Regions from separate parts of the Mus musculus genome. Here regions 2 and 3 are each linked to region 1. Evidence: chromatin loops called from intact Hi-C (ENCODE). Cell type or tissue: left cerebral cortex. All regions are shown on one strand. Each heading gives the region's core, and the rest is flanking DNA. Links, peaks and the distances in the headings are about the cores only. Region 1 has its middle 32 kb from the start of Prss2. Region 2 has its middle 55 kb from the start of 2210010C04Rik. Region 3 has its middle 66 kb from the start of 2210010C04Rik.

Evidence for each region. Peaks named below come from ENCODE experiments on the same cell type or tissue, not always from the same donor. Only the 100,000 strongest peaks of a DNase experiment are listed, where the experiment ranks them.
Region 2: a loop joins it to region 1, with 2.6 times the contacts of the local background. A loop is called at or near these places in 2 of 42 quality-filtered maps.
Region 3: it touches region 1 in a loop (3-fold over the local background); 7 of 42 quality-filtered maps call a loop at or near these places.

Annotation. Positions count from the first base shown.
Region 1 is chr6:41,549,138-41,559,351 of GRCm38, forward strand. It overlaps Tcrb and Trbv31. Among named protein-coding and RNA genes, the nearest start is that of Prss2, 32 kb to the left of the region's middle. In left cerebral cortex, for the core only: a CTCF peak has its summit at 7,451 (motif pointing left); DNase peaks (open chromatin) are centred at 4,666 and 7,484; H3K27ac peaks cover 367 bases.
Region 2 is chr6:41,085,322-41,095,535 of GRCm38, forward strand. It overlaps Tcrb, the pseudogene Trbv9 and the pseudogene Trbv10. Among named protein-coding and RNA genes, the nearest start is that of 2210010C04Rik, 55 kb to the left of the region's middle. In left cerebral cortex, for the core only: a CTCF peak has its summit at 5,988 (motif pointing right); DNase peaks (open chromatin) are centred at 6,047 and 6,328; H3K27ac peaks cover 981 bases.
Region 3 is chr6:41,096,137-41,106,350 of GRCm38, forward strand. It overlaps Tcrb. Among named protein-coding and RNA genes, the nearest start is that of 2210010C04Rik, 66 kb to the left of the region's middle. In left cerebral cortex, for the core only: a CTCF peak has its summit at 4,742 (motif pointing right); a DNase peak (open chromatin) is centred at 8,089; H3K27ac peaks cover 1,661 bases.

The DNA.
Region 1 (10,214 bases), core at 634-8,633:
AACTGTGTCTGGGGCTTAGACTGGCCTGTGGCACATGAGCCTATCATAAAAATAATGCTATAAGCAAATTATTTCCTTATTTCATGGCTGTAGAAACTGTAGTTTGCAGATCACACTATAACCACTAAAATTTTAAGTGATTTTTTTTCCCCAGAGATAATGATGCTGGAAGCTCCCCACAACCAGTGACCATGATGATATGCTTGCTCATGGTGTCACAGTGACTCTTACTCAGGGTCCCACAAGCTCATGGAAAGGACTTGCAGAAAGAACCACACTGAGGCCTCCTTAGTTTCACAGAGGGTCAATTTCTCAGGGTTGCTAACAAAATGGGTATAAGATATACAAAAAGTGTGGCTGTGTGGTTTAGGACAGTAGAAATAAAAATTATCTTCCAATTCTGGAGGTCCCAAATGAAAAACCATCACATCAACAGCAGGTCAGTGTTTTCTGACCATTACAAGAAAGCATCCTTTCTTGTTCCTCCTCCTTTCCATGCCTCTTAGCATTACTGGCCTTGTATAAGTTCCCCTCTCATCTCTGTCTTGACCTTCATGTGGTGCTCTTCCTCATGTTTCTATGTGTACATAGCCCTCTCCTTTCTTTCATCAAGACATGGCTCACTGGATTTGAGGCTCATCTAAAATCCTGAACAATTCCATTTGGGTCCTTAACCAATGACAGCCTTGAAGACATTTTTCCAAATAAAGCCACCTTCAGAGATTCTGGGTAGTCATGATTCTAGAGGTACACTATTTCTTGCAAGAGACTGAGTGTTCAGAAAGCAGAGTTACAGGGCTACAGAGGGGGAGTTTTCAAAGTCCAGAAAGGATGAGCTTCATGTCAGGGCTGGCCTAAGAGGTCCTCATGTTCCAGTTACATCTATAAGTGGTAACTTTCTACATACTTCAAATAGCACTACAGTTTCACTTTGTTTTTTTTTTAAATAGTCGTTATCTTTGTTGCAGTTGTTGCTATGCTTTTATATTTATATATAAAATATATAACAAGGGATGAGTTTTAGGCCCTACACATGCATTGACAAAAATATATTTTCTACTCCCTAGATCTATGGAGACAATGACACACATATGGTGTTTCTATTCTCATATGGGATGGAAAGATAAGTACAGGAAAGGAGTAAGCAAATGCTTTAGAGAAAGTGTGGGTGCTGTGTGGACCAGAGGGGATACATTTGGGAGGGGTTTTAGAGAACAGGGTCTAAATAAACAGATCTGTAAAGGGTTAAGCACCCTTAGCACTAAACCAGTGTGTAGGTGGGGTGAAGATAACCCCATGTGGGAGATAATTGGGTCTAAAGGCTTGGTGACTGTTCTTTTTTTTTTTTTTTTTTTTTGGGGGGGTGTGGAAAGCAAGCACATTTAAAAATGGGAAGCTGTGGGATGAAACCTATCAGGTCCTGATTGATACTCTGGAGTTTGCTAACAGGTCAAGTGTTTGGAAGACACAAGGCCAGAAGTAGTTTATTCTCTCAGTCCATTGGGTATAACAGAGATGAAGTTACAAACGCTACCTCACCCCATCCAACACTGTGCATGGCTGAGGGTCCGGGTCCTTCTCCCAGTATAACTGCAATGCCCTTGTCTACCCCCAAATAACAATTTGCAATGCTCATAACTCTCAGAAGTTGAGCTCTCCTGCCTCTGTCTTTCTCTAGAATAAAAGTGGACCCTTTTAGACCAATCTAGGAATCCTTTCCAACTCCCTGAGTGTAAGCTGGGCAAAACTGCTAAAGTAGAGGTGTTTATAATGTTTGCTGTAGGATCTAAGACAAGTGAGTGCCAAGAAGATACTGGAGAATTATGATTTGGGGATCCAGAGAGTGAACCCTGACTGTTCTGATAGGACCAGTGCACAGGGCATCTCAGGGTAGAGATTCTGAAACATCAATTGAGTCCAGAGTTATTTTTGCAAAGGAGAAACACTACAGGGATTCTTCGTTGATCTGAAGAGTTCTACTTGTTCTGGACTCTGGTCCAATGTAACTTGCTTGTCAGTGAGGCAGGTAGAAAGTAAGACAAGGTTCACAGTAAACTCTACAAGTGGTAACAACATTGAGGTAGAAGATCCTTACTGGCTGAAGAGACTTATGTAAAACACTCTCTGAAACAATTCCTGACGGTTCCCAAGTTCTTACAATGTTGTGAAACACAGATGAGTTTTCATAGGTAGCACAGGGAAACTGACTTAAAGCCATTACAGATCTGTCAATTATGAAGGGTAAGGAAAATATCTGGAAGTCATGTGATAATGATAATTTATGTTAAGGAAGGCAAATGATTCTTGTGCAGATAGCACTGGAGTTGATTCCATTCGTCCAGAGGAATTTTCCTATTAACACCAGCCGTGGAGATCTTCCCATTACAGTACTCAATTTGGGCTTTGTCAGCTTCAGGAAGGGAGATGCTTCAGGAGTCTGTAGGATCATCTAGAAGACAAAGGTTTAGTCTTTCTTTAAAAAGCAGTTAAGAGAAAGAAGAAAGAGTTGATGTAACTCTATGGATCACCTATTTCTTGTTTTGAGCCATTTCTCCATTATTCTTTGTAGTGCCCTGGGGAGAACTGTGTGATTCATGCTCCTACATGATCGAGTTTTGTGTGTTATGAAGTCACTCTGACTAGGGATAGTTGTGGAAGTGGAGGATTTGTTCTTAGTCTTTCCTGGTGAAGTTCTGTGTTAAAACACAAATACCATCATGTGTAGATACAGTTCCATTTAGAGTGCTGGGGAATAGGAGGATGGCTAGAGCCCACAGGTCAGTTCTTAACATACTCAGGAAATTTGGACCCAAACACAAAACATGTCATAGCATTAGGTTGTATGTTTTCCTCTACCTCTGAGAGCCTTTTTCTCTGTTTATTTGTAGATGATAAATTCATGGAGCTCTTCCCACTACAATACTCAGTGTTGGGCTTTGAAAGCTTCTTTTCCTAACAATTCCTACCACTCTGCCTCTCCTTAGGATTTATTATGACAGTGTAAGACTTTACCTGAAATATCAACTTTTAACAGAGAAGACATATTCAGTTCACTAGTCCCATCACCTAAGTCCCAGCTACATATTTACCTTCCCTGTCTCCAAGTAGTTTTTTCATCTCTTGTACCTGTTTCTTGAAGCAGGCTGCCTGGGGTGGAGGGTGGGGTGTGGGGGGAGTGGGATATCTCATAAAAGAGTAAACACTACCTGCTGGTCATCGAAGGGAACTGAAAAGGGCCAACGATTATGTCTGCTTCCAACATTTCATCAGGTTTTTAGGAAATTGATTTCAGCTCTCATCTATGAATGTAAGAGTGCCTTGATAGGGAAACCATGCCAAAAGCGGAGCCACCCATCTTGTTATAACCATCGCTGATATAAGTGAAGACTTTGGAAACAGTAACATTGAGTCCAAGTTTTAGGACTTCTTAACAACTACAGCCCTACACATTCACTATACAATGAATTGATCTTCATGAGACCTGGTATCACAAACCATGTACGTGTTAAAGAACAACAACAACATAGCATTGAATCCTCCTTTTCTTCGCAAGTAGTTTTAACTGTCCCCAAAGAGTTCTTAGTTGTCTGAATAAGCCCTTTATCCATTGGGCCGCTCTATGAACATTTGCTGACTATTTGAGTATCTATAATTTTTTACCATGCATATCTTTCTCAGCTTATAATTCTGTTCCCCTAAGAGAGCCTCAGAAGCAGTTGGAGCTTGTAAAGACCATTACTTAAACCTACAAGGAAGAATAATCTTCACTTTAAGAACCACGCCTGCAATAAACATAGACTTGAAAGCCAAAAAGTCTGGATTTGGGCTTCATTTCTATGTTTCCCCAGCTATATGATTTAAGCAAGTGGCCACCAAAGACTTGGCCTCCCCTTGTGTTAAATGGACTCAATCACATGGCTTAATCAATCCACACAATATCTACAGTTCTTAGCACAGGGTAATAACTATCAAGCACTGTAATTTATGTTCACTTAAATATATTTTCCTGGCTCAACACTTCACTTCCAGTTCTCTCTCTCTCTCTCTCTCTCTCTCTCTCTCTCTCTCTCTCTCTCTCTCTCTCTCTCCCTCCCTCTCTCTCTCTCTCTCTCTCTCTCTCTCTCTCTCTCTCTCTCTCTCTCTCATTCCCTCAAATGTACAGTTCTGAGCATTTCTTTCTCCTAGTGGATCAGTTACTTTCTTATAAAAACATTTCAGCTCACTTTTATCCTTCTATCATTCTGAAAGCACTGTATTCAGAAAAAAAAAAAACTCAGCACCAGGTGGGTTCTGACCTACATAGAGTAAAGAGGGAGTTAGTTATACCCCTTGTTTTTGATGTGTTAGGTATCATTTGGGTGGGGCGACTTTTTACCTTTGTATGTCTACATCCTGCCGTTGACTCAGAGATCACTTGGGACTCAAAACTCTAGTTCTTTCACACATGTGCTGCATCTGAGCCATGTACCCCCTCTGTGTGTGCAAATTGTTGCTTTTCTATCTGTGAGGATGTGCAGGAGACCAAAATGTACTTCGGTTCTCTTGCATTTATTTCTTTAGTGCTTCTTCCAAACTTACCAAGTCTCAACAAGATTCTAATTCTGTAGTCCATTATATTTATCCCTCTATCCTCACACTCTCTCAGATGGGATCATGTCGCCTTATTTAATCTTATACAAGTGATTCACAAAATCACAGCAAGATCTCAGCTCGATATGGAGCACATGTTCTCCAAACTCTGCCTGGAGTCCAGGATCTGCTAAAACTCAGAGAATCAGTTCTTCCCCCTCCTCTCTCCCCAGCTGCAGAATGCATTTACCATCTCCAGCTTTCCAGATCCCTTCAATTCCTGTGAACCAAGGTGCTCCATAAGGAGCCTCAGACCCTACTTAGTGGTTTGTTGATGAAAATTCTGCAGGCCTTGTAGCACTGACAGAATGGTAAGTGGGGAAATCTAAGTCCTTCCCAGCTCCAGACACACACATTGTGATATATCTTACAAGGCATCTGACCTGCAAAGGGACAGTGCTGATCTTGAGTCCCATAGTTAACCAGGCACAGTAGGACCCTTAATACTTGTTTCCCTGACCGATTCCAGCAAAGAGATATAGGAACATGATAAAAAAAATAATCTTAAGAAGAACTGTTTTTCATCAAACATCAGCAAGTGAAGAGATGCATTCCTGGGACTTTTCGGTTCCTGAAGACAATGGGGGAAGGGGTGGAAGCATCTCACCCCAGGTCTGGCTGTTTATCTGTAAGTAACATCAGCACCAAGTAAGAATGGCCACCTGCCATAGCTCCATCTCCAGGAGTCACAACAGGATGTGGTTTGACATTTACCAGGTCCTACATCTGGGGTGCCTGTGAATGCTCCCCCACTCACTCACATTCTGAGCATTTTGGGAACCACACTTGCCACATCCTGTCTTCAAACCCTTCTCATGCAGCCCTTTCTACCTCAGCCTCTAGCTATCACCGTGACAGTGAGAACAACCAAGAGGAGGGTCTCTAAAGGGGAACCCATATATCTCATCTCAAGCCCCCCATCTAAACTATCTTACATCTGTTAGAAGTCACACAGGAAACAGAAGCCTTCAGTATGCACCATGGAGACAGGTGCAATAACAGCTCTGACCTCATTAGGGTTCCCATGGCTCCCACATCACCGCTCTTCCCACTTCTCTTTCCACTTAACCCCAACTCCAGTCACCCTCTCTTCACAAGTATCCTCCATTTCCTTCAACTAATGTAATGAGAGCCCATTCATGTAATGAGTCACAGGAACAGAGTCTAAATAATAAACCGAATGAAAAATAGATGGTCTGTCTGTCCTGCATTCATTGGCTGGCTTTCGCTGGGGTGTATCCTCTGTGAGTAAGGGCTGTAAAGTGAATGTGCTTTGTATTTCCTGCCTCATGTGGGTAAGATGAGGGAAACGTCTACACACAACACAGGAAAGAATGGAAAACCAGACCTCCAGAAACTCTCAAATGAGGAAGTGGGAACTCGCAAAATATACAAGCCAATCCTGCTCTATCCATCACACACTCAACTAAATCATATAATCTTTAAAAAATCATATGAAGTAGCCCAGCCTTCCTAAGGCTGGGCCTTTTTCTACCTTCTAGAAGCAGTCAAGGGGCCCCAGTCAATCCCATTATGGCTTAGATCCTTGAGGGGAGTTTCTCTAACTTCTGTGGTCCTCAGCAGCCTGTGTGTGAAAATCAGGCAATGATATCCTTAGGGATAGTTATTGTGACACATTTATAAAGTCAAAGTCAAAATCAGCATCCTTACAGATCTCCTAGAAAAGAAGCCACATTTAACCAGGAACCATGACATTGATGTTGGCAGCAGGTAGCACCTACTATTAGGATATGCCATCCTGAAGTGTTTTCCTGTTTTCCCTAGTTATAATGACTGAGGTTTTGACCTTTGGGTACAATTGAAACAGTTATGGCAGCAGAATCTTTATGCATAAATAGAGGCAGATAACTAAATGCAGGATAATGACTTGCTCTAGTGTGTATACATGGTTTTCAGGACTCTCCTTAAACAGCCTCTTCTTGTGTGCTACATTATCCTTAGCCATCACTAGGATTTTCTTTTTCTCATTTGCTGTTTCCAAGACTTTAAAGACGCTGAGATTTCTGTGTTTCTATTCAAACAATCCTCTCATTTGGAACTTAATTGTATTAAATCTAGCTAAAAATCGTTTCTCCTTTTAATGTACACACACACACACACACACACACACACACACACACACACAGTGTTTCTCCTTGAAGACAGACCCTGAGATTGCACAGAGTTCCAACAGGAATGTTCTAGGATGAATTCAGAGCAGACAGCACATGAGAAAATTGGCATCGGTTTGCCACATAAGCATTGTCATGTTTGTGACATATTTTCTGTTTAAATATTTTTAAATGAGACAATTTGGAGGAGCTACAGTCAAAGTACTTTGTAAGCTTCCAGGGAGGAAAAGGACACCTGCCAAAAGTTAGACTTTGTAATAGTACTTGCAAAATATGATCTCCTTCAATATCTAACAATGCATACAGATAACATTTGCTGGTGAAAAAAAAATGAAATCTAGAAAAACTACATAACTGCCCTCAGGTCTTAGAAACTAGGAAATCTAGACTTGAAGTCAAATGTTTTACTTGTAGCTTTGCCTGGTACCATCTTTAATATACTTCATTGTTTTGATCTTTATGATGGCTCTCTGTATCCTGGCTACTTTACACCTATTCATCAAGTGTGATAGAGACATTTGGACATTGTCAAGTATGTTGTTGATCACTCAGTGTCTCTGTTTTGATTTTTCCTTTGTATATTAATTAAATGAGATTGAAAATACATCAGTGATACATCAGAATCACTCTAGATAGTGTTTGGTGCCAGGAACAGAGGATTTTAAGACTTCTTGTGCCCTCTTGTGGAAGAAAAGAGACATTGGGGGAAATTCCCTTTTGGGAATATGATCTAGAGAGGAGTGAGGGCTAAAGAAATCTCAGTTGCCAAGGTAACCAGTACATCCCTTTCCAACCATTCACATCAGTCTCTTCCTCTTCTTCATTTCCATCCTAGTCACTATTCCATTTTAACCTTTCTGTCACACACACACTCCTCCTCTTTACCCTCAGTCTCCTGTGTTTCTTATGCTACCATCTGTTTGTCTGTTTTGCTACAGAAGAGTAGAGGAGAGACAGAAGTTTAAACTGGGAAGTATAAATGACAATACAACCACTATCAGACCTGGTAACACATGCTTGTTTGGATGAGGCAGGGGGATTGCTTCAAAATTGAGGCAAGTGCAGACTACATAGTAGAAATTTGTGTCAAACAAAACAAACAAACAAACAAACAAGCAACAGGACGCAAGCAGCAGTAAAAATTCCTGAATGAACATTTTCCATATTAACTTTTACATTTGATCTTAGACAAAATGCTAAGAACTTTTCTATATTAAATTCTATCTTGCATAGCTATCTAATGACATCTTGTTCCTCCTTGATTGATGTCTTGAGTATCAGCCTTTATAAACTTTCTAACCTCAGCAGAAAGATGAATGATGGAGATACTCCCAGAGGTGAAATTAACTAATTGAGTTACATAAGATTCTCCTACCTGGTATCAGATACAGATACAGGTATATCCCACTTCTCTCTGCCACATATATCCATGAGCATGCCCAGCGTACCTCAATAGTAATGTAGAACAAGTATAGAGTGTTTAGACAAGAGTAGCCTGGTTTAAGGACGGGTATACAATATCCTACTACTGGATACTACAAACTGGAAATTTTACTGTGTGTAGGCAACTCACAGGTTCTGCATATGTGAGTCACTGATAACGAGTTTAATAAATGTCTTTGGTGACTTCTGACTTGAATCATGTTGTTTTCCAGACTTCAACTTGACTATCAGCCAGAAATTCAGTGGCAAACCCCCTCCACCCATCCCTAGTGAGGGTTCCTAGTGAGGGAGGAAGGACTAAAGAGAGGGTGTGGTTTTTGCACAGATGTCTGCCCCACCCTACTCAGTGTGAGACTCCAGGCACAGAGGTAGAAGCCAGAGTGGCTGAGAAGCAGCTTCTCCGTGCTTAGGATGAATTGGTCGTCCTTCGGCCTGGAAGCTGAGAGGTTCAGTTGCACCACCGACTCTACCTGGCCAACAGTAATAGAGTAGAAGAGTTGCTGGAGGGTGCCTCCTGTGGCCTGCCAGTACCAGTAGAGGTTAGGGCTTGATTTCCCCTTTATGGTACACCCCAGAGACAGTGGGCTGCCCACAGCCTTGATCTCGGCAACTGGCCATTGATGGATAGTCTGAGCACTAACACCTGTAAAGAAATAGAGTCATTTAGAGTAGAAACACACACCTCTACACATACACACACACCAGCTTGCTTGCCTTCCCTCTGAAGGGGTTACATGTAATCAGTCTCAGGGAGTATACTAGAAGAGCCAGGGATGAAAAATGTTACAGGGCAAGGGGAGACAAATCCTTTCTAAAAGATACAAAACTGAGAGTCAATACTGAAAGAGTGTGAAATGCCCATATCTCAGTAATTGGAGGACTGTGGTCAAGAGAGGCAAGCCAGTACCAAAGAATCTACACCTTTAACAGGTGGAGAGATGGAAGCAACAATTTGAAAGTAGGTTTTCAACAGGGGAATGCACCCACCCAAGAACATGCCCAGGAGAAAGGCAAGGAGAGAGTACAGCATAGTTCAAGATGGTCTTTGTCTAGGCTTGTCTACTCTGCACTTGTACTTCCTTTTCTAAGCCAGAGATGCACAGGCCCCTCCTACCTCAAGACTGGCTGCCAGAGTGGAAGTTTAGATCCCCTTGAGCTGGGGAGGAAATGAGGCTGGGCTTTCTTAAGCAGGTGGTGAATCATCCCCACCCTCCCTGGGAACCAGCTGTGCTCTGCGCTTGTTAGCATTATTACACTCCTGCCTGATGTTCTGGTATGTAAATATAGTTAATGATTCGTTATTTATGGGCAAACAAGGGGCAACACTCTAGGTACTCCTGGAGACATCCTGGTGTCTTTGACCATCAGAGCAACTATTGCTAGTAAAATAACAAAAGGGGATTTTATTTTAGTCAGTGCCAAGATATGTCACCTACACTGTTTGAAAGGAAAGACATGAAGGCAGATAACAGCTCAAGAGATTTAGGTCTCTGGAGTTTTCAAAGGAGAAGAGTGTAGTTCTGAGTAAAGGAACCTGTTATGTCATCCAACAGGAGAAGTGCACATCCTCTTCAACCTTGGTAGGTAGGACTAGAGACCCAGACAGGCAGAATTAATTACTAAAGGAATCAAAGCTGGCCTGTGTTCCATGTGCCTACTAAGGCCCATCTAGATCTATTTTATTTGTTCCTTTACTTAAACAACATATTACAAGGCCTCACAATTAGATGGGACCAGGTCAATACTGTAGTTCATTCCTCTTGCTGTGTAGAAAACCTGTGTTAATTCTGAATCTTACTTGTCTCGTGTTTAAGATGTGACAAATAATACCCAGTAAGAAGGACTACAACACCAACAAATGCCAAATGGCTCAAAGATATGTTTTGCCCGATACACAGCAAGCACTCTTACAAACATTGCCTTTAAAGCGCAAGCAAACAGCCAAGACGCAGGGATTCACAAGGGGGTAGATCTGGCAGGTAAGAGCTGAAGATGCCAGAGACACAAGAA
Region 2 (10,214 bases), core at 1,147-9,146, 460 kb before region 1:
TAGCTTTCTTTCCTCTGATGCTGCTTTAATTCTTACTTGTGTAGTCTTTTTCTTAAGTCCAAGTGTTCCTGGATGAAAGATGGCTTGTTATTTGAATCTGCATTGACTCCTTGCTCTCCTTCACACAACCCTACTTCACTCTTCCTCTGAAGTTCAGCTCATGTCATTGGAAAGACATGATTGAATATCTACTCACTAAATTAATGAACCAACACCTTGGTTCCTACTTTGCCCTGTAAGATCTGAAGCCTTACTCTGATCAAACATAGCTCCTTGGGCTATGATGAGTACTGGAGTATGGTGCTATGCTTTTTTGTCCCAATGGCCAGAGCGTGATCAAGGCTTCATTAAGTGACTGCATCTCAAGACTTCTAGGTGATTTTCTATAAGAAATTTAGATAGACCAGAGACCCATTCCCAGATTGCTATCCTTAGAGTCTTCATTCATTGAAACCACTTATGGTACTAATACATCTACTAAATTTTCACCACAGTGATGATATGGAACCTGTTAAGCATCATGAGAAGATAGCATTTATCACAGATGTGGTCACAGGTATTCTGATCTGACAAAAAAGCTAGATTGAAAGGTAGAAGTTGTAGATTAGTGAGTCCGCTAGCAGCCAGAGTTTTGGCTTTCTGATGCAGGGCACAAGATGGAGTTACAAGGGAGAGGGATCGAAGTGTGTTAAGACATTCCTAGTAGGAATCATAAGCTTGAACTTCTAGGATCTTTAATAAGAATAAGAAACATATAAACACACCAAATTATCTGTTGCAACCTCTATTTTCAGCTGCCCTCTGGTGCTCAACATGTGGGAAAATAATTAGATACAGAATACAGAAGCAAAAATCCTTTTGGTCTGTAGGCACTTTTGTATTTATGTCATCACCTCACTGTTTCACTTTAGTAACCTTACAAGTACAGTGATGCTTTTTTTAATTTTTTCTAAATTATAAAAAAAAAAGGTTTCACTATTAAGTACAATCTGAAAATGCTTGTAGCCTGGGTAAGTTGATTTGATACCACCTAGCACAAAATGGGTTCTCCTGGACTGAGACTGGACTCATACCTGTCTCAAGCCTGCTTTGGTACCCAGGCTCCTTATCTGAATTTTCCTCTCTTCCCCAGTGAACTGTGACTTTAACTAGGATGTTTCTGTCATGACTGTGATAGAAATCTTCCTCCTACACATCCATGGTTTTATCTCTTGCTTCTACCTTTTTCTCATAATCCCCTATGATGTTGGAGTCTCACCAGGCAGGATTAACTCATGATTAATGTGACCGATTAACCTACTCGAAGTTAGAACACTCATTCTACTTCAACTAAATTGGTATTAAGTAGTAAATAGAGGAACACCAGGGCCAAAAAAATGGGAATGGATGGGTAGGGAAGTGCGGGGGGGGGAGGGTATGGGGGACTTTTGGGATACCATTGGAAATGTAATTGAGGGAAATAAGTAATAAAAAAATATTAAAAAATTTTTAAAAAAAGATCCTATTGTGGGGTCTTGAGAGCCTTTGTCCATCAGCTCAGCTTAAATGTAAGTAAATAAATAAACAATGCTCTTTTAATTACTGTGCTAAAAAAAAAAAGAGTATTTTTGTTCTGTTGCTTTTGTCTGGCCAATGTAGCACATGTCTTTGATGTGTCTTTCATGTCTTTCATATCTTAGGCTCTGAATGTTTTATATATTTTCAGTTACCTCATCTGTGATTCAGAATACATGAGAATTGATGGATTTGTAGAGGAACACTTACTTATTAAACAAGTCTGGATGCATTTGTGTGTGCAATCCAACCAACCTGTCAGTTGGCATAGGGATTTCCTACTAACATATGACCTGTTCTTTAATGCAAATGTGTGTAAACCTATAATGTAGCTCAAGCATCTGGGCTATTCCTGAAACCTTGGAATAGACTAAAGAAGAGAGGTTCTATCTAAAGGTCATATCTAAATGTGTGTGTGTGTGTGTATATATATATATATATATATATTCCTTTCTTATTTCCTTTTAAAGGGATATGGAATCTCTGTCCAGGTAGCATTGAAGCTGAAAATTAAGCCTCATCCATTGGTCCTGTTAAAAGAAATGTATAAATGTTTAAGTCAGTCATCTAATTACTGGTAATGCAAATTGTGTGTCCCTGATGTTGGGAGTAACGTCACAGTGGGAACTTTCATGTGAGGAGATGGATCACCACAGTCTTCCTGTGCTCTTACTCAGTAGGGTAGACATCCACTGAACTTTACACCCTCTGCCAATCTGTTGGGTGATTGTCTATCTCCTTGGCACAGGTGAATCATTAGAACATCAACTGTTTTCTCTCTCTCTCTCTCTCTCTCTCTCTCTCTCTCTCTCTCTCTCTCTCTCTCTCTCTGTGTGTGTGTGTGTGTGTGTGTGTGTGTGTGTATGTTTAATGAACTGTTGCTATAACCATTTTCCTTTTTTGGGGTTTTGTTTGTTTGTTTGTTTGTTTGTTTTGAGACAGGGTTTCTCTGTATAGTCCTGGCTGTCCTGGAAATCACTTTGTAGACCAGGCTGGGCTCGAACTCAGAAATCCACCTGCCTCTGCCTCCTGAGTGCTGGGATTAAAGGTGTGTGCCACCACATCCGGCAATATAATCATTTTCCTTATTCTGTTCACAACTTATATTTTTGCAGACCTCACTAGTGCTGAATTCTCCCAATATCCCATGTACAGAGTTACAAAGAGGGGATAAGATGTAGTTATTAAGTGTGACACAATTTCTGGTCCTACTGGACTTTATTGCTACTGACAGAACTCAAGATGAGGCCCAGTGTTTCTGGTGAATTTCCAGGGTGAGTTTATATCCACCAAATCTGGAATGCCCAGTGACCATTTCTCTGCAGTGAGGCCCGAGGGCTCCTTCTCCATGTTGAAGAGCCAATCAACACATCAAGAAGACTTAGGCATCTATCTCTGTGCCAGAAGCTTAGCCACAGCATGGTACAGGCACTTTCTTTCTGCTCACAAACTTCTGACTATATGTTTCTCATAGTGTGTAGAACCTCTATGCAGATATCAGCTACCATTTATATAAAGTTATCACAGAAAAAATTCACAAAACTGGCTTTAGATATGGTTGACAGAAACAACTGAGACCTGTTGCATTCTAGAAGTCTCTAGAGGCAGCTGGGCGCTACAGGGCAAGGACTGGACATATTAACATTGACCTTCAGGCCACAGTAACCAACCATCTATGGAATCTTGAGGCTCTTGTTACTCATTCACAAGCCTGTGGCACATACAGTGTCCTGCAGTTGGTTGATCACTGTGGTATCTATAATGTCTGCAATCATTAGCTATACTATTTCTTCAGTTTCATCTTCTACTTTAGCCAGATTAGACAATTGGACTATATAGTATGAAATTTGTCTTATTGTTTTGGATTCAAAATCTTCACTACATTTAATGCCGGTTACTTGATAAACTAACTAACTAACTAACTAACTAACTAACTAACTAGCAAAAATGGTACCAAGACTTCACTTTATCTGCATATATTAAACATGTTTTTCATTATATGACTATTTTCCCCCCTCTTGTACTGACAGCTACACTTTAATGCATACACACATTCATTCCCATTTCAGTGCAGTCTTAATATCCTAAAGCAATAACTAGAAATTGAATTTTTCAGATCCTGCCCAAGACTTTCAATTTAAAATAGTTCCCTTGAGGTCTCTAACTTAAAAAGATAGAATTAAAAATTAATGTCCTTATTTTTTTAGGTTAGTATATACTGCTATATATTTATTGTCAAAAATATAATTATATTGTTGAATAGTTTCCTGCCCATCTGTAAGTGAAACCAGTTTCTATCTATGAGACCTAAACATATAATGAGAGTGGATGAAAAGTCCTGCATTTCTGCTACTCCTCATAGACAGCCCAGGGCTCCAAGATTGGAACTATACATCACAGAATCAGGTACCATAGGGTGCACTTGCAAACTGGTTAGAGGAATTCCAGTCCCCCTAAAACCCACTTGGGTGGCTCTGTATGACTAATTTCTTTTCTCTATTATGATGACATTGACAAGGAATTGTCCAGGTCCTATTTTACTGTTGTCATCTTCAAATATCCTACATTTTGTCTTTCTGTCTCCTGGAAGGAAATAAAGCCATACTATGCATGGCTACTACCTGTCCTTGACAATTCAAGTAATTTGTTCTTAGACTTTGTCTCAACTTTGGCTACTTATTCACAGTAGCAGAATAGTCTGTGATTGGTGTTCTGGTTTATGCAGAGCACAAACCTTGGTTATAGATACAATATTTGTAGTGGTGAGATTGTAGGACATGGGCTCTGGAAATTCTTTTCAAATATTTAATAGACCTTGCTGTTTTCTGTTTCATTCCAAATTCTCATTGATTAGAAGAATTCCTCTGGCTTGTGCTGCTTATAGCACTAAGGAAGGGTTTCTTGCTTTAATTATAAGCAGAAATCATTTCAACTTATCTGTTTGGTAAAATTTAAGACAGTAAAAATTAAGCACTAAGCAGCAAGCTATGTAAAACAGACACTGTCCATGTCACACAATGAAGACCTCTTTGAAGGTGTATTGTTAACAACAAATTTCTAGTGTAGTTGAAATGAGAGGGCATAGAGTTTAAGAACATGTGACTAGGGGAGAGGTCTTATCATGAATTATGGAATTTGAAGAAGGAAGACTTCCACATGATACAGTCAGTATTCGGGGGTGGGGGGGAGAAGGAGCCATGAGCTGGTACACAGAAACTAAGGAAGTCAAAACAGGATGAGTAATTCTAACTTCGTGGAGGAAGGAAAGAGACAGGAACACATCTTGGAAATAGAAATGAGCCCTTTGGTCCAGCCCACAGACATCAAATAGTTATAATCCAGCATGTTCTGTTACTGGTCTCATGTTGTCTGTAGTACTAATTTATATCCATGTTACCTTGTTTCCCATAATTCTGCTTTGTATTCTCTTCCCAGGACTCAAACCAGTAGGTGTGCGTTGTATAAGTTATCCATTCACACACTCTCGGCTAATTATACCCAGCCTTGATCCCCCACCACTGCTTGATCCATAATCAGTTGGCTTACAATACAGCCTGCATTCTCTTCCCATTTTATTCTTTATACACATACTTGACCTCATCTTGAAGAAGATCTTGCTGTTGATCAGTTTATTTTGTTTTGTTTGGGCTATTTTGCTTATCTTTAATAAGAAAGATTATTCCTTTTATTTTTTTAATCTTTTTATTGGATATTTTCTTTATTTACATTTTAAATTGTATCCCCTTTCCTGTTCAGTCCCCCGGAAGCCCCCATCCCACTCCACCCCCGCTTCTATGAGGGTGTTCCCCTCACCACCTAGCCATTCCCCCATCCCCGCCCTGGCGTTCCCATACACTGGGGGCATTGAGCCTTCACAGAACCATGGGGTTCTCCTCCTGTTGATGCCTGACAAGGCCATCCTCTGCTACATATATGCCTGAAGTCATGGAGTTTTGAGGGTCTGATTGTTTGATATTGTTGTTTTTCCTATGGGGTTGTAAACCCCTTCAGCTCCTTCAGTCCTTTCTCTAACCCCTCCATTGGGGACCCAGTGCTCAGTCCAATGGTTTGTGAGCATCTGCCTCTATTTGTCAGGCTCTGGCAGAACCTCTCAGGAGATAGATATATCAGGCTATTCTTACACATCAATCCTATGTCTTTATTCCTAATATTTTATACCTAGTAGCAGATCTTTTCATGCCTATGTATCTTGTATAAGAAAAATTTAAGGAAAATATTCTCATAATTGTTTGTGTAGTAGTAAAATAAAGGTAGGATAGATCATAAGTGTGAAAACCCCAAGAATTAATCACAACTAGAATTAAAGTTTAGATTAAGGTTTAAGAAAATTGATTATAGAAATTGTCCTGTAATACTTCTGGAATTTTCCGGTTCCTTGGGTGAATACAAAGAAAAATTTCTGTCATGGCCACAAGATGGCACTCAACTCCACAGATCTCCGGAGAGACTGAGGATGGAGCCAAGGAGGGACATTAAGGCAAAGGCAGACTTGGGAAGGTTTCAGTTACTAGGTTGTCCACAGCTATCTAAGAGGTTGGGGGATATCTCTATGCTTTAATGAGACTCACAGTTAGAGGATTTGGGCAGGGTAGCCTGGATATCAGGACAGGTGCTGACAACCGACAAACTCCTCAGAGAAAAAGGGGAAACCACTGGAATGTGGTTTACTATCATTTCCTGGTATCTCTGAGAAACTCACTTTTCCTGCTGGCTTTGCTGAGCAAGAGAGGAGTTCTGTGACAGAAGTGGTGAGGGGGAGGTGACATCACAGGCCCAACCATCACTCCCTAGGACGGGAAGTTCAGAATTATTTTCTCAGTCCTAAGAGTACAGCTTTCAGTGGGGGTGATTTCTTTCTAGGTGTGACCTGAAATAATCCCCACATTCTTTTGTGTGATGCTTTGTCTGCTAAGAGCAGGTGAGTTCTGCATTTTGTTGGAAAATTCTACCATCATCTGCAGTGTTCTGGCTCCAAAAGTTTCCATTCCTTACACAGACACATCTTGTTTCTCGTTTTTCCTTATGCCTCCTTCTCCAGCAGGAGATGGTGGAATCACCCAGACACCTAGATACTGGATCACACAGACCTCAAGAAAGATAATCCTGAACTATTCTCAGGATATGAACCACTATCGGATGTTCTGGTATCAACAAGATGCAGGGCAGGGGTTGAAGCTGATCCATTACTCAGTAGGCACTGACAGAACTACCAAAAGTGATGTCCCTGAAGGGTACAGTGCCTTCAGAAATGAGATACAGAGCTTTCCCCTGACATTAGAGTCAACCAGTTCCAACCAGACCTCCATGTACTTCTGGGCCAGCAGTGAACAAACACAGCACTGCACACGAAGGTGCTGCCTGCACAAGAAGGACAACCATGAGATTGACATGGGACCTCCCTCTTCAGCCCCTTCCCCAAGCAAAAGAAAAGTCTACACTTTCTGAAACTCTTCATGGCAGTGGAATCTCAGCCAGAGGGACCTTATACAGCATGAACCTTAGTGTGAGCTGAGCTCTGTTATGGCTGTAAATGATATTGGATGTTACCTTTTCTAATTTGGAGTCTCCTTGTAACTGTGCAAAGGGGGTAGTCACCTCCAACATGGCATTTATATTTCATTTTCTTTGCAAAAGAGGAAAACAGCATAGGGAAGCATCCGGTCACTCTGAGCTTCTCGAATCATTCTCCAAGGTTAATGTCAGCTTGTCCTCCATTCCGTATTACTGCTAAGATAAAGACATGCAAGTCAAGACTTACAGGGGAACATTGATAAATGCACCAAACAGCAGCCTTAGATGTAAGGATGTTCAGACTGGAGAGTTACTGAAGTGAGAACAAAGTAAGGACCCATGGAGGCAGAGTGGAAATGAATCTTACTAAGGTAGATCCAGATAAGAAACGAATATACTTCCTTGTCTTAGATTAAAATATGTGAGGACTGCAACATTTTTACCTGTGAATATCGAGTAAGCACTTTCCCCAAAGCTTCCATTATTCCTTAGTACCTAGAGGCAGGAGTCCAGACCCAGGTGCAAGGGCTCTTAATTTAGAATCTGAGCTCCAAAGCCATGAGGTCCAGAGCTGAACTTCACAGAAAACTCAATCCTATGTATCCAATAGTGTGTCCAAATGTGACTCTGTAAAGATGCTGCAAGATTGTACTGGTTCCCAAAGGGAGCCAGCAAATAAAGGACCAGGCTATTTGCCTTATGTAAAATAACTCCTCAGTTGGCCAATCTGAATTTACAAATAATGCCACTTATAGCCATTTATCAATGATTTCAAAAGCTCCGAGCTGTGTTTAGGTTTTTGTTTCTATTCAGCTTTCATCCAGCAATTGATCCTTAGGTCTTCCCAGGCAAACTTGTCAATCCAGCTTACTTTGATGTTAGGTTTGGTTGTCTCTATTCTAATCACGAAGCACTTCTCACATTTTCAATATTTTGTGTAAATATGTGTTCAGGGATCCACTTCTGTGTGATGGATTTGAAATTGTACTATGTAGAATAAAAGTACATATTTGTATAAGACTCCTGTCTTTTAAGGAATTTTAAGACTTTCATTCACTATATAACAGAGAATTCTCATTAAGGTATTACTGTGAATATAATACTCAAACTAATCCATCACTAACTGGTAATACTCACATTCCAGTATGATGACGACTAAAAAGAAAACAAAGCTTCTCCATTGGGGGCCCTGTGATCCATTCAATAGCTGACTGTGAGCATCCACTTATGTGTTTGCTAGGCCCCAGCATAGTCTCACAAGAGACAGCTATATCTGGGTCCTTTCAGCAAACGCTTGCTAGTGTATGCAATGGTGTCAGCGTTTGGAGGCTAATTATGGGATGGATCCCTGGATATGGCAGTCTCTAGATGGTCCATCCTTTTGTCTCAGCTCCAAACTTTGTCTCTGTGACTCCTTCCATGGGTGTTTTGTTTCCAATTCTAAGAAGGGGCAAAGTGTCCACACTTTGGTCTTCATTCTTCTTCAGTTTCATGTGTTTCAGGTATACTAAGTTTCTGGGCTAATATCCACTTATCAGTGAGTACATATCATTTGAGTTCTTTTGTGATTATGTTACCTCACTCAGGATGATGCCTTCCAGGGGAATGCCAGGGCCAAAAAGTAGGAATGGGTGGGTAGGGGAGTGTGGGGGAGGGTATGGGGAACTTTTGGGATAGCATTGGAAATGTAATTGAGGAAAATACGTAATAATAATAATAATAATAATAATAAAGAACAAACTGGATTACAAAGTGAGACATGCAAAAAAAAAGGAAGAAAGAAAGAAAGAAAGAAAGAAAGAAAGAAAGAAAGAAAGAAAGAAAGAAAACAAAGATTTCTTCATCCCTCTTCCAAACAATTTCTCTTGGAAAGATAAAAATAATTTTATTTCAGTTACTACTGTTTGATTGTTCTACTTTTGAAAGTCTTACAAATAAAATTATATTTATTTTTATTAACTTATATTCCTTCAAAATTAACATTTTCTGAAATATACTCATTTTGTAGTCTAATTCTGCACAATGCTCAAGTATATATTACATCAAATTTGTATGCCTCCTTTCCTATGTAAACATATCCGGGTTACTTACCCCAGCCATCAAGCATTTCTGCCACTGAAGCTTCTTTGAATGTTATTGTATAGTTCTTTGTGAATGTGCATATATTTCACTTGGGTAGAGATATCAGAGTAGACTTATTGACTCCTAAGCCACATGCATACTTAAACTTACTTAAAACATTGGGAACATCTTCCAAAGCGGCTTTCTGAATTACAATTCTGAAATCTTAGTAGTCTCTAGCTCCGCAGTCTAATCAGCAGCTGGTGTTCTTCGTCCTATTAGGTACTCATTAGATTAGTAATAGTCTCTCCCTCACAGTTCTCTCTGGTGAATGATAATATTTACTCCATTTCATTTTTAGTTATGTATATGTGTGTGTGTACACATGTGGATGTATGCACAAGAGTCCAGATACCCCTGAAGGCTAGAAGACAGTGTTAAATCTCCTGAAGATCAAGTGATAGGCTGTAAGGTATCCAATGGGTGCTGAGAACCGAATTTGGGTCCTCTATGTCTTAGTTAGGGTTTCCATTGCTATGAAGAGACACCATGACCATGACAATTCATATAAAGACAAGCATTTAATTGGGACTGACTTACAGTTTTAGAGGTTTAGTCCACCACCACCATGGCAGAAAACAGCAATGTGTAGGCAGACATGGTGCTGGAGAAGGAACTGAGATTTCTACAACTTGATCCACAGGTAGTTAGGAGATGTGTACCACATTGGGCAGATCTTGAGCATTTAGAAACTCAAAGCCTGCCTTCACAGTAATATACTTCCTCTAAACCTAGTCCAATAAGGCCACACCTCCTAATAAAGCCACTTCCTATGAGCCAAGATATCAAACACGAGTCTATAGGGGCCATACCTATATAAATTACAACATTCTACAAAGCAAATGTGTACTCTGAATTCCTGAGCTACCTTTCCAATCCACAATATTTGCTAATTTTTTATGTTCTCTCTCTCTCTCTCTCTCTCTCTCTCTCTCTCTCTCTCTCTCTCTCTCTCTCTCTCTGTCTCTCTCTGTCTCTCTCTCTCTCTCTCTCTCTCTCTCTCTCTC
Region 3 (10,214 bases), core at 1,312-9,311, 450 kb before region 1:
CATATTTCCTGATTCCTTATAAGCATGGTTTCCCCCCACCCCCCTTATAATCAACTCCCTGCACCAGAAGCCAGATATGCTATCTTCATAGACAAATTGTCACTATTCCAAGGCCATTGTTTATACCAGGTTTCATTCTTGGTGTCACATAACCTAAGAGATTTTATAGGGAAAACTATCATTACACCTTAGTATGTATTTTTCCTGTTCTAAAATTCCTCTATGGTCTACCTACTCATCCTTTCCCTAATCTTAAGTTTTTATCTTCCCTGAACATTTTATCTTCATGGTTTTAGCTTTTGTTGCCTGTTAAATATTAGAATCTCACATCACATGTCCATTTCCGGTTGGTTTCATCTGCTGAGTAATATAATAAGTATGTATATATAACAATAAGTCCTCCTTCACATATTCTACTGGCTTGATAGATTATTTTGTTTTTAGTTCTGAATATCTGATTATTAACTGTATTGGTTTATAGATCATCTCACCTACTGATAGGTAACAACGGTGCTCTCTACTTGGGACAAGAATTAATAAGTTAATATAAGCATTTGTGTTCAGGATTTTCATTTCATTTGGACAAATAGCAAGGAGGGTACTTCCTAAATCACATGATAAGGATACACATAGTTCTTTAAAAAGCAGCCCAACTGACTTTCAGCATGATAGTGCCACTCTGCTTTCCACCAGCAATGAATGGGAGTTTCTACCTCTCTACATCCTTGCCATGGGCTGCTACTGTTCTTTCTAATTCTGGGGATTGTAACCAGTGGGTAATGACAACTATTATTTTAAATACATTTTAAACTAAAATATAATTATACTTATTTTGCCTTTCCTTTCCTTTCTATCATCCATTTCCTCTAATTTCCTTTTCTGAAATCTTCCATGCCTCCTCTCTTAAATTGATAGTCTGCTTGTAAGAGCCAGAGTACCAGAAAGCCTTCTGTGAGACTGCCTTCTTTAGAAACGGTGGAGGGAACAAGGCTAGAAAGATAATAGATAGCATCAAAAGAGACACTACCTTAGAAGGGGGAAAATGTTACCCCAAACAACAAACAAACAAACATTAAAGGACATGGCTCCTCTGTGTGGTGGATGAGAAAGTTTATTGTAGGAAAAAGGGAGAGCATTACCACAGGCAGACACATCTGGGAGAGTCCAGAGAAGTCAAGACCTTAAGGCAGCGAGGAAAGCAGGGAGGAGAAGGGAGAGGGGAAAGAGCAGAACAAGGTGCAGTAGCCTGGAGGCCAAAGGCACAAAAAAGGCAGGTAACTAAAATGGCTGGATTGTATAGAGTAGAGCCTCTGGGGAAGGGCAGCCAAACCCATGGGTTGAAGAATTAAGGTGTAGGGGCCAGGGTAAGCCAGCAACTAATAGGGATTGAGGAACACTGGGAGAACTTATAGGGCAGGTCCACTTTGATATGTTAAATAGGCACCTGAGCAGTTTGTTCTGGGTTTGAAGTTTAACACTTCCAAAGTTAAACATTCTACCGTCCCCAAATGTTTATTCTACCACATCAGTTCTTAGACATGATTAAGATCACTTTTTGTTTGTTTGTTTGTTTATAAGTGTACTTAAGTTTTCCTTAGGGCCAGCTTGGGGCACACCTCTGAGGGTGAGAGGGTGTCTCCTTAAGAGAGCATTTATATACAGTACCACAGTTTCTATGTACACTATATATATAAGAAGCAAACATCACCTTCCTAAGATCTCCCTACTGGGAGTAGATGAGGATGCATAGCATATTAATGGATCCCTTTGGAGTCTGTGGCCCCAAGCCATAGTGTTTATTTTCACATTCTGAGTTCTTTCTTAGCATTTCTACAGGCTCACTTAGCAATGCTAATTGCAAACTGCTAGAACTTTCCTTACTGCTAATTGCAGAACAGTAGATGCTTTATTGCCTCTAATTGCTGCATGTTAGAGCATCTTTCGCTTTTTTACAGGAGAAAAAATACATTATCAGAGCTCATTTTTGCAGTTTTATCTAGGTCTTTTAGTCAAGGTGCTGGTAAAACTGAGAATGAAGAATGAGGAAGTTGTTTACAAATGTGTGTCAAAATTAAGGAGAAATGACAGGGAAAGAGCAAGCATGGGGCATAGGTGTGTAGCTCAAAAGGCAGTGGGTTTCAGTCCTCAAGCTATCGCACATTGGGAAAACAGCTGTCTGCAATGTATTGTGCCGTTTAAAAGAGCAACCCCTGAGAGGTTCTACCAGCACCTAACTAATACAGATGCAGATACTCAAAGCCAATCATCAGACTGAACCTAGGGATTGCAACCCCACAGGAGGAACAATATCAACTAACCAGACCACCCAGAGCTCCCAGGGACTAAACTACCAACCAAAGAGTACACATGGAGGGACCCATGGCTCCAGTTACATATGTATCAGAGGACTGTCTAATTGATGGGAGGCGAGGCCCTTGGTCCTGTGGATGCCCCAACATAGGGGGATGCTAGAGCAATGAGGTGGGAGTGGGTGAGTGAGTGGAGGAGCACCCACATAGATCCAAAGAGGAGGGGGCTGGGATGGGGGGTTGTGGAGGGGAAACCAGGAAGGGGAATATCACTTGAAATGTAAACGAATAAAATGATTGATTAATTAATTAGAGAGAGGAGAGAGAAGAGAGGAGAGAGGAGAGAGGAGAGAGAGAGAGAGAGAGAGAGAGAGAGAGAGAGAGAGAGAGAGAGAGAGAGAGAGAGCTATGAAGCAATGTGTTCTAGAAAGAAAGTAGCCAAAATATAGAACTTACAAACCTGGACAGTTGGTTGTCTTAGTACCCTCTATTCTCTTCACATCTCTGCCAGACTCTGAAGGCAGGATGGTTTAGAAGAGAAACTGAAATTATGTAGAATGCTATACATGCAAACTTCAGGGTACAAACACCTTTTCGCAGTTCTGAGATATAAGCTGATAAAGTTGCAGAGTGATTGGGAGAAATCATATTCTTAATAATTTACTACCAACACAGGTTCCGTTCAGATTTGATAAGAGCAGCATTACTTGCCACTTAAGGCAAAGGTTAAGAATGCTGGTCTAAAAGGAATACATATAGAGAGAACAAAAACAAACAAATGAACAAGAAAACCCATGTGGTTAGAATCCCAAATCATAAAGATAATGTGAGGATGTCCAAGTAGAGTTGGGAGAGGAGGTTCCCATCACTGCTTGTTTGTTGGTCTCCTGCTCAAGTGTAAGTGTGCAAAGTATGATGTGTAAGTAAGCTCCAGCAATGGCCTCAGTACAGAGTAAGTGAAAAAGGAGAGAGATGAGAACTTGCATATTATGGGTTGGGAACTGCAGGAAACCTTCAAAATATGGTAAAAAGATAGTAAAAGTGACATCACAGGGTAATCTTTGAATCAGAGAAAATAATGTTGGCCAAGAACTCAGCTCTTACCCAAGAGTACCTACCTTCTGCAGCCTAGCCATAATTTCCTTTTCTTAACTACTTTGCTTTGACCAAAAGGCTCTGCTTCTCCCAATCTGTACTCTCTGTGAATGTATGTCAACCTTTCTCCCTGATGCCCAACACCACTTCCTTAAGGAAATGTTCTTTTGACTATTAGATTAGGACACTAGAGCATGTTAGATTTTCCTGATTTTGACTTAACAGTCACTATTTCACATTTATTTGTTGATAAACAAAAACTTCCTCTCTTCTTCTTGGGGCTGAAAAGCTCCTTTTGTAGGAACTGTGGTTTTGTTCTGATTTTATTGCTTGTCCCAAAAGATGTCCTAAGTACTAAAGCCCAATATTTGAACAAAGAAATATAAGGAAATCATCTTTAGTTTTTGACTTGGCCATTTCAGAAGTCCAGCCGTATTATCTGAGAATCTTTATCCCTTTATCTTATGGAACCAGAAATTTCTATCCTGAGTTTTATCGTGATCACACTCCTTTCTGCAAGTCTGAGCTTCATATCCTCTCACTAACCTCCTGGGCTTCTTTCTTCTCTCTATTTCAGTCCCTCATCTTCTGCCTAGATTTTGGTGTCTTCTGAAGATAGGATAGCAAGTCGAAAAATCATCAACACTAGAAATAAAAAGTGATGGAGAAAACAAATGACTTCTCTAATGCCACTTGATTTTCTTGAGAGAAAGATACTTCTTGATAATTTGAGGATAGGACACCTGCTACATTGTCTCATGAGTGTGCATTTGTGGGTTTTTGGATGTCCAAGACATAACTGTGTTTCATCTGCTACCCATTCTCAACCTCGGCCATGGTACAAGGCACTTACCAGAGCTCTCTGCTTACTTTAAACAAGGAAGGTTCAGTTCCTCCTTTATAGCTATAAAGCATCAATTATGACAATGCAGAATCCATTTATAGAGTGAATATAGTATGTGGTTTTGTAAAATTCTGAGAATCATTTGAGGTTGAAATAATCCCTCAATACAGACCGAAAGTAGATTAAAACACAAGCTTCTTGCCTGAATGATTCACATTAAGTCTTCAAAGACTTGTGTAATTTAATGTCCTGAGGCAGAGAAGAACAAAAATAGATGACTTGAGAATCAAAGCTTAAAAGGCATCTTCTTTAGGGAAAATAGATCTTCGCACCTACTTGCTGAAGTCACACTTGACAAAGTTGTAACCTACGATGAATTCTAGAATAATAGTGTAGTTGACATGACCTGAATTATAAACAAAACCGAGTCTCTCTAGAGGCCCAGAGAAATTAAAACATGAATTAATAGAAATTATACAAGGAACTTAATTCAGATTTAAAACACTAGGCACTAGATGGTGCTAATGCACTTTTCCTATTAAATACAGAATTATTCAAATTCTCTGAGAATAAAGAGTCTCTCTCTCTCTCTCTCTCTCTCTCTCTCTCTCTCTCTCTCCACATACACAACACACATACATTTTCCTACTTTGCTTTTTATTGTTGTAATAAACAACTGTAACTGAAAGTAATTTGGGAAGGAAAGGATTTATTTAGTTCACAGGTTGCCCTGACTTTCTCATGGTAGGCAGGATTTAACAGGTCAAAGCCAAGTTAGTTATAATTATTAAAATCAAACAGACATATCAAGTACATCAAACTCCTTTTTACCCACCCCCAGTCATAAGCCAGCCACGATACTTAAATTCTTGGGCCTTTTATGCTTTACAATTTATTAAGTTTATTAAGGAAATGAACCTTTTTTCAGTGTCCCACTGGTATAGATTTTTGTCTTTTTCTATTTAGAAATTATAAAATATTCCACCTGATGAAAAAATTATAAATGTCATAGTTTTATGGAGATAAAATACCTTTTAATATTAAAAATTCAATGGTGTATAAATAAAATGCTAATGATATCCTTATACTCCTATCTATTATTAGTAACCAATTTTTCCACTTTAGTGTTTTGTAATAATTCCTTTTCTCTATAAGCATGTGTCACTGACTCTTAACTGCATATGCATATTTCTTATCTATTTTGATATATATCATATATATGATACATAAATATAAAAGAGAGTAAGACAGACAGAAACACACACACACACACACACACACAGAGAGAGACAGAGAGAGAGAGAGAGAGAGAGAGAGAGAGAGAGAGAGAGAGAGAGAGAGAGAGAGAGAGAAATTCGTTAATTGTCTACTATTCTCTAATGGGAAGACAGGTATAATTCTAATGTCATAATTATCTTAACATCACTGCTGAATGATTTTCAAGTTCTGACAGATCTTTCTTCAACTGTCTGAGCAACTTCCTTTCAGCTTCTCTTCTCTGATGACCTCAGTTCTTCTGTCATTCACAATCCTAGCCTATCTGAGAGTGCCAATCATACTTTTTATATCACTTGATGGGAATGGAGGGGAAAGGAGAGATATGGAGCCCTCCAGAACTTGTTTCATGCCTCAATTAATGCTCACGGAGCATAATTAATGGGAGTTACCTTTGCCTTGCAAAAAGACTAATAACTGTATTTAAATAGAATAAATTCTAGCTCCCTATGACCAGTGACAGTCTGATTACATCTGCATGCAATGCTATCATAGAGACCAGAGGGTCACTGGAGTGGCAGCGGGAGGAGCCCAAGTTGTGGTTGTCAGTCTTCAGAACAGGAACTGTAAATAGAGGGTGCAGTGTAAACCTCTCCATGGGAGGTAAATCATCTTGATGTTGGGAGTGAGAAGGGACTGTATGTGGTTTTTTTCTTCCTCTGTCATGAGAGCTTATATTTGAGAAAACTGCATTTCAAATAAGATGTAACAGAGATGCAGATATGAACAAACTAAGAAAGGAGCTCTGTGAGGAGTTCTCATTGAAATGAAAATGGAGAAAGTGGGGACAAACGCTGGGTACCTTCTCTCCTCTCTCTCTCTCTCTCTCTCTCTCTCTCCCTCTCTCTCTCTCTCTCTCTCTCTCCACATACACAACACACATACATTTTCCTACTTTGCTTTTTATTGTTGTAATAAACAACTGTAACTGAAAGTAATTTGGGAAGGAAAGGATTTATTTAGTTCACAGGTTGCAATCCATCAGTGATGGGAAGAAGTCAGAACAGAACAGGAACTCAAGACAGGAACATGGAGGTAGGAAGTGAAGCAGAGGCCATAGTGGAACACTACTTGCTGGCTTGCTACCCATTGCTTGTTCAGTTTCCTCCTCTGTACAACTAAAGACTACTTTCCAAGGATGGTACCACCTTTAGTGAGCTGGGGTCATCAGCTTACTGATCAATCATTAAGAAAATGGCCAAGGGATTTGATTACAGGCCAATTTGATGGAAGCATTTGCTAAATTGAGGTTCATTTGTCCTGAATGGCTATAGATTTTGTCATGTTCTCCGCCCCCCACCCCCATCCCCACCCCCACCCAAATAAACTAACTAGCCAGGACACACATGCACATACACACATGCACATACACACATGCACACACAGACATGTACATGTAAATGAAAATAGAAGCAAAGAAACCCAGCGTCTTTGGATAGGTTGGGAAGAAAGTACAGGGATGAAGAGGAACAGAGAGGCAGTTGAGAACTCTACAAGGAGACACCAGGATTCCCCAAACCACTACCTAAGCTGTTTCAAGTCTGTTGTATAACCTTCCTTTTTTTATCCAACAGCTAATTTTAATGTCTCAAGCATAGACACATGCCTGGGAAATTGGTTTTGTAGAAATCCAGGGCAAGGAGTGCCATTAAAAGCCAATTAGAAACTCATTTTACAAATCACATCTGGAAATGGAAATAAGGTTGCTCTTTAGAACTTCCCAACCTAGTATATACTAGGTTGTCCCCTTCATAGCAAGGCCAGAAGTGATGGCCTTGGTAGTGGTGGGTGTTGGCCAGCAAGTGAAGAGTGCCTTGCTTTACTGTCCTGAGTGTGAATTGCAGGTCTCTAAAGAATGGCTTTGACTTCCTTTTACCTTCTCTCATTCCAAAACCAACCTCTCCATCATTATGGAAGTGTGGAGATGAGAACCAGGAGAACACAAATTCTTCTGCTTGTTCAGTACATAAAAGGACTTGGAGGAATTGTCTCAAGGATAGAGACAGGGCTTATTTATACTGAAGAGGTGATGATGTTCACAGAAAATAAACACGTGGAAAGTCATAGGGAAGACACGACAGTGTACCTGCAAGATAGTTTCTCTCCAGAAGATGGAGAGAATCGTCTACCTTCAGTTTTGATGGAGTGGTGCTCCATAGATAAAAGTCAACTTGACTTTTCTTATTGACATTCTTCAGAATATCAGTTACCAGACATTGTTAGTGATCCCCTCTAGGGAGTAGTAGACTCATTGGACTGACAGGGAAGCACTTCTTGTGCTGTTTAAGATTAAGGTTATTCTGTTCCCTTGGGGACTTAAGATATATTCCTGAGTATGGAAAGGGCAAAGTCACAAGGAACAAAGGGATAGGAGCTAGGATGAAAGGGTAGGTTTGAGCAATGAGCGTTTCAGATATATTTGTGTCACAGAAGTTTGACGACACCAAAGTGAAAATCTTTCTATCACATCAAGATAAAATTGGAGCCAGGGTGTTAGGAAGGGTGTGGACTCATGCTTGCCTGTCTGAGATAAGGACTTTTCACAAAGGCTTCTGAAGGCTTCAAAGAGAGCTTGTCTCCACCCACCCCATGCTGTACACACCTCCCACACATGCACAGACTTCTATACCAAAGTTTATCTTTAGAATTCTGTAAGACTGCAACAATTCAGACACGATTCTGAGCAGAACACTTGCCCAGCAACAGCCTTTACCACTTCTGCATTGGGTTTCCAAGATCAATGAGTTTTGTATTAAAGTAGCTTAAGTATTTTTTCCTTTATGCCTTTGAAACTTCTCTCTGTTTCAATCTCCTTAAATAATACTCATCTTCCATAACAGTTTTCATCTTCTTCTTCCAACTCTTTCATTATCAAAGTAATATTATTATTTCAATGATGTCTCACTGGTTGCTTAGATTCCACATGTGTGCAGGGTGGAAGCCCAAGCTCCCCTCAGCTCCTAGAGAATGGAGATTGACCTAAAATCTAGGAGACACATGACTGTGCAGCACTTGATAAAAGACTGATATTTTTAGGAATCTAGTGGGTATTTGTTACCTCGAATTTTCCTAGATTCCTGCATCAAGAACATGGTTTGTAACACTGTGTATCTATGATGAATGTCAGCAGTTAAGTCTAAGACTTTCACTACTAAACGTGTCTTTGGATCTATAGATACCTGGAGACAAAGCAATACCTGGAAGCAAAGGGTTCTGCTATCCAAAGCCAATCTCCATCCTCACACTCACTATACCACTCAGAGGCATGTGTACAAGAAAGCTCAGAGAAACAATGGGAAAATAGTATGACTCTTCTTTGAAGTCAGTATATCTTATTATTGAATATTAAAACTCTTACTGCACAAGACAATTACATAAGACAATTGACCAAGCAGAAGATAAAAGACCCAAATATTCTTAGAAAGACCTGTGAGTGGAGCCATGAGCAGAAACAATATCACAGACATATATGTACCAGACTCAGCGGCTCAAAGGAGGCTTTGCCCCTACAGAACTGAAACACTGAGATGTCCTTTACCTTTATGGACCTGGCCCTGTCTTGTATGATCATGAGAATATTGGATATGCTTTTGGAATTTACCAAATCTTACTATAGGATCTATATACACCAAAATTATAAGGGTTCTGGACTGAAAATGAGATTCCTTTTGCTAAGGTATTTTAAGAGTCTGTTTTCCTCTGCTTGACTGCCCTTTGTGTCTTCAGAAGATGTAGCAGCCAGAACCCTTGGGGACGTCTCAGAACATAGAACTGCTGAACTTCCTTTGTTTCCGTACATAGGTATGCTAGCCACTATACTGACACTGCATAGGCTTCTGATATCATCCTTGTGCAGACCCCTTCAAAACAGATGAAGGAGGATAGAGTGACTAAAAATGTCTCACTAAAGTGGCAGCATCTCTATGCAATAACACAAGATGGAACCATGCAGAAGTTTTATAAGATAGTGGAACACCTCAAGTTGAAGATTTGTTATATCCTGTAAGTTGAGTAACTTCTTTAAGTTGGTCTCACTTTGTAAATAGACTGTGGATTCCCTCTTTGGATAACCTAGACTGAGCTAGGCCATCTCTGCTTTTTAAACTATTGACTAGGGTTTTAATCATCTTTCCTAACAAATCTAGCTTCCCTACAGTGTCAAGGGCTGTTATTATTGTTTCTCTCATACAGGGCTCCTTCTGTGAAGCAGTGTGAGTCAAACTAGCAATAGTAGCAAACTATTAATTACTTACAATGCAAACTGTGAGGAAAATCAACATTGATTCAATTGCCAATTTCTACTGTCCTGTTAGAATGTTAGGGTAGAAAGTTCTAACTCCTCCTGAAAGTAAGGTGTATTTTGAAAGTAACATTTTGAAGCATCCTTTAGAAACATCACTGAAAATCAAGAGGTGTCATAGTAAAGTGTTGAGGACCAAAAGCCACATGAAAGTGTGGAGATTAATTAATTAGTAAAGAATGTTTTAACCCTCTAAAATTAACTAAAGATTGTAACTTGCTTTGGTATCTGTCAGAGGCAGAATTTCTTCTCTTGCTTTTATGATTCAATTCAAATAGATTTTGGGACAAGTTTTTTTTTTATTAATTCCTTCATTCAACCTTAAGCAACCAGTGATTTCTTTTAAGCATAATTAGAGACAGGTGAATTCAGGAGCAAGATCAGAAGTAGG